2 separate regions of the Homo sapiens genome follow, and region 1 is linked to region 2. A link is an interaction called in ENCODE POLR2A ChIA-PET data of the cell type or tissue named here. Cell type or tissue: PC-9. All regions are shown on one strand.

Evidence for each region. ChIA-PET counts read pairs that join two places held together with the same protein. Peaks named below come from ENCODE experiments on the same cell type or tissue, not always from the same donor. Only the 100,000 strongest peaks of a DNase experiment are listed, where the experiment ranks them.
Region 1: POLR2A ChIA-PET joins it to region 2 with 5 read pairs; 2 of 35 experiments call an interaction of 5 or more read pairs at or near these places.

The regions. Positions count from the first base shown.
Region 1 is chr9:111,581,821-111,584,320 of GRCh38, forward strand. PTGR1 (prostaglandin reductase 1) reads right to left here. Exons shown (of 10, transcript NM_001146108.2): 6 at 1,652-1,769. Among named protein-coding and RNA genes, the nearest start is that of PTGR1, 17 kb to the right of the region's middle. In PC-9, no CTCF peak of the experiment used is centred here; no DNase peak of the experiment used is centred here; H3K27ac peaks cover 406 bases.
Region 2 is chr9:112,441,519-112,444,018 of GRCh38, forward strand. HSDL2 (hydroxysteroid dehydrogenase like 2) reads left to right here. Exons shown (of 11, transcript NM_032303.5): 8 at 181-252. Among named protein-coding and RNA genes, the nearest start is that of KIAA1958, 44 kb to the right of the region's middle. In PC-9, no CTCF peak of the experiment used is centred here; no DNase peak of the experiment used is centred here.

The DNA.
Region 1 (2,500 bases), 860 kb before region 2:
ATGTCATAACCAAAAAGTTTTAATGATAATGAGATTTTTATTATTTATTAGATTATTGAATAAAAATCTAGGATGTAGGGTAGAATATGGGGAAAAAATATACTGTTTGAAGTTCATATACATGTATATGTTTATTCTGGAATATAAAATATGTATATGAATAGTAGCAGGATATAAATAAAACAGATTTTAAATAATTGGTAAAAAGGTAAACACTAGCAGAATGTAAATAAAACTTAGGTTCTCAGTAATTAGAGAAAAAAGAACAAAGAAAATATCACAGAAAGAAATAACCAATAAATGGAAAACAAAGTAAGATAATATAAATATGACCAAACATTCCAGTTATGACAATTAATAAGAATGACTTAAATTTAACTATTACAACACTGAGACTTTCAGATGGGTGAAAAATGCAAATAGCTGCATTTTACAGAAACACACATAAAATGGACAGAAAGGTTGAATATAAAAGAATAGGTTTAAGCGCAAGTCCTATCAAACTTACGGGATAAAAGCCCCTTGTGATTTAATAGGATATTTGAAATTGGAATATTTAGAAATAATCCTAATTCATTTTGTAATTTTAGCACAATCCAAGCCTAGCTAAATTCCAGAACAAAAAGTAAACTTTAAACCAAACTCACTTGTGACTATAGATGCAAAAATTCTATTTTAAATGTTATCAAGTCAATTCCAAAGGTAGCCCATAATATACCATACATACGTAAAGCTTATTCTGCAAATGTCAGAATGGTTCGACATTGGAAAACTAATGTAATTCATTCACTGAAAAGTGAACCTGATAAATGCCGCAATGGCATTTGATAAAATTTAATATCTATTCCTATTTATTTACTTACTTAAACAAATTATTCTACAACTTCTATGGTAGCCTCACATTTGTATTCCAAGCTTCTATTAGCACTGGAGACCAGTCCAAACCCTTGGCCGTTGGTTGTAACCCTGTACTCATCTGTACTCCATCTAACTTGTCCCCTAGGACCTAGGTCCTGAATCCTGCATCCCAGCCTTGGGCAAAGGATCAGTTGAGCCAGATCACCTTCCCACTATGTAATAACAAATCCATACTGTGTCTGAGTTGTTGCCTACTCTATACACCCACCATCAGATTGGATCCCTTGAGCAGACATCTGCTTAAATCAGAGCCAATGTTTCCTTGTCTTAGGTACCTCCCAGGAGTTAGTTCCCAAGCCATGGCCCCACTGCTCTGGGCTGAATGCCCATTTCCTTCTAGTACAACAGCCTTGGCAGTGGGGCCACGTGGGTGATGACTCTTAGCTGGCTCATCTCAAGTCCCTTCTTCTATTGCTAAGGACAATCATGAAGAAAGAAGATTAAGCTGTAGCGATAGAATGTTCAGTAAAAAATATGAAAATGATAAATGCCGATAAACTCACTACTCTAGACAGAGGCCATTTCTGACTTGATTATCTGCAATGTTATCAAATAACAATGTTCAGCTTATCTTTGGTATAGTTTTCCCCATTCCTCCAATTTCTCAATCTCCAACTTCTAAAGAAGACAACTAGACTATAAACTCCCTGAGGCCAAGGAAGATTTGCTGTGTTCACTGTTGCATTCCCAATGGGTTTTGAATAAAGGCTTGTTACTGGAGAAAGGCACTTACCTTGAGCTTTGCAATCTGCCCCACGACTGAGCCCACAGCTCCAGCTGCTGCATTAACCATCACTGTTTCTCCACCCTTCACACCACAGATTTCAAGTAGGCCAAAGTAGGCAGTCAGGCTAAAGGAAGAAAATTAAGGATATATGAATAGAGTTGTTTCTTTCCTCTATAACTCATTTATATATATCTTGAAAGCCTTCTCAGTGGCCCAGTGCCATGGGTCCAAGTAAAAGACAAAAATATGGAAATAAATATTGCCAGCCACTGTTGCTTTACTTCCTCCATCTCTACTGTCAGATAGGAATAAAGGTGATGTGAACTAGGGAGGGAAGGGAGAGTTGGCTAGAAAGGGGCTGTATCCTGTCCATTCACAGGCCAAATTTCAGGGGCAAAAGATGGAATATCTTTCTCAAACTTTGGGGATTCAAGAAGAGAGAGCTGTGCCTCATTCCCATATAAGTTCTATGTAGATGATGAGCTTCATGGGAGAAGCCCCCATGTTATCATGGCGACATAGCCACAGAGTAGCTACAATGCTGTGATATTAGGCATGAGAGGGTCACAGGGAGCATCTGGAGCTTTCCATGGCTCCAAAGTGGTATGGAAGACCTTCTGAAACTTCCCCGTATTACCCCAAGTAAGATGTCAAAGTTAGCTTGCAGGAAAAGAGCTACTGGACCTACCAAGATGCAGCACTGGCAGTACTGATGGGGACTGGGTGAAGACACCACCGCATCTCATTGGATTGCGAGTTTGGAAGGTGATATGATTGAAGACTTTCTTCACAACCAAAGTTTCCTCGTGTCTCCCTTCACCTCTTCTCCCCTACACCTGGCTCACAGTCCAGAGG
Region 2 (2,500 bases):
GATAACTGAATTATGAGAAAATTAATTTAATGAAGATCAGGTCATTCGACAGTTCTCACAGAGGCCTTTTCTTTTGCACCAGAAAGATTTTTAATAAAATAGATATGTTTATTAAACAGATGTTAAAATCTTACTATGTTGTAGTTACATTAACCTAATGGTTTGGGGTCAATTTTTCAGGTCATCCTTTGCAACCAGATTTCTTCTTAGATGAATACCCAGAAGCAGTTAGCAAGAAAGTGGAATCAACTGGTAAGATCTAGACTATATTTTATGTTAGAAAATATAAATCCTAACTTATGTATTTCTTCCAAAATATGGAATTGATCCTATAACAGTGACATTTCTGCCTTCTGTTTTTAAACTGTTTTGTACTTTAAACTAAACAAGTAATGTGAGATCTCAGTTAATTCTAGTAAAGAAGGTTGTTTTGTTCATCTACCAGTAAGAAGTTTTAATAAGGCTGGGCACAGTGGCTCATACCTGTAATCCCAGCACTTTGGGAGGCTGAGGCGAATGGATCACTTGAGTCCAGGAGTTTGCGACGAGCTTGGGCAACATGGCGAAACCCCGTCTCTACAAAAAAAATACAAAAAAAAAATACGTTGGGCGTGGTGGCACGAGACTGTAGTCCCAGCTACTCAGGAGGCTGAGGTGGGAGGATCACCTGATCCCGGGAAGTTGAAGTTTCAGTGAGCCGTGATCGTGCCACTGCACTCTAGCCTGGGTGACAGAGCAAGACCCTGTCTCAAAAAAAAAAAAAAAAAAAAAAAAAAGAAGAAGTTATTAATATATTCTTTGCGTTTGGTTAAAAACAAGTCTGAAAAAACTTTTTTTTAGGTTTTATTTATTTTCTTTTGCACTGTCTTTAGGTATTTCATGTTGATATGTTATTTTGAGGAAAAGTGTGTCATATATCAAATACATCTAACACCATTTCCACAGTTTGTGTTATGTGACTATTTTATGAAAGAAATCAACTTCAAAGGAGGTTTGGGTTTTACTTTGTTTTGTTTCTGTAATTCATAAACAATAGTGCCCTTGAATTGGTCCAGAGTTTACATTTTAGACTTTGTGTTCTGACATTTTGCCAGTGGCTTACTTGAAGAAACACTTTAATGAATACCTGTGGGAAGAATTTCTCTCATGGTTTACTAATAAGAATGGCTGTGCTTCTTCTGGGCCCTTACCTTATTTTTATCTTATAGATGCTATGACTCTCATCGATTTTTTTTTTTAGAAGTCTGATAGAAAATGTAGGGATGAATTTCCTTGATACCTTTAGCAAATCTGTGGCACCTTACTGCAATGCATTTTAGAGCCAAACCTTATTTCCAGCTTTCTTTTATTTATTCTTTATTATTTATCTTTTCTTTTTCCAGATTTTTATGGTAATTTAAAAAAATTACTTAGGTAATAAAAAGGACTTTTTTGTATTACAGACAATTTAAAACAATAGAAAGGAAAATAGTTACTCATAATCCTACTACCCAGAGTATTAAAACCAGGAAAAACAAGACTGTCAGTCTGTTTCTCAAAAGGCCTCTTACAGAATGGTGGAAAATACCTAGAGAGCTTATCAAACTCTAGAAGAGTCTGGTCTTCAAGTTAGTTAAGTCCCAAACTCCGATTTTTGCCCAACGCCCTAAGGTTGGATCTGTCTTTTAGAAGAAGGCATGCATGAACTGAGATCATTTAAACTCCAAATTTTAAATAAGAACCACTTATTGATCATGTATGTTCTTTTTGTTTATTCAACAAATATTTACTGGGCACCTCCTATGTGCCAAACACTGTGCTAAGTACTTTACATGCATTGTCCTGTTTAATACCATTAATCCCCAAGACAGATACTCCCCTCATTTTACAGCTGCAATTGCACAGCCAGCAGGTGGCAGAACCAAGATTTAAACTCATATTTCTCTGATTTCAAAGCCCATGTCTTTAACCAGTAAACTTAAATGGCTTTCCTAACACTTGAATACTTAGTCTTTTAAATTTTAGCATATTCTTAGTCTGGGCAACATGGTGAGACCCTGTCTCTACAAAAAAATAAAAAAAATTAGCTGGCCATGGTGGCACATGCCTGTAGTCTCAGCTACTCAGGAGACTGAAGCAGGAGGATCCCTTGAGCTCAAGAGTTTGAGGCTGCAGTGAGCTATGATTGAGCTACAGCACTCCAGCCTGGGCAACAGAGCAAGACCCTGTCTCAAATAAATACGTAAATTAGCACATTCTTTCCCCTGATAATCCAGTTTATTAATTTATAACAAAGAGTTGCCATCTCATAGGTTAAACATGTAGGTGCTTGATCAGCACATTCTCTTCCTTTGGATATAATTGTGCATGAAACAGAATCATAGTCAGAAGGTCATTTCATGACCATGGAATCAGAACAAGGGAGTTAGATAGGTAGAGTGTAAAATCAGTGTTTACTGGCATCAGGCTTTGATAGGGATAACTTTGCCTATAGCCATCTCCACATAAGCAATGCTCTTAC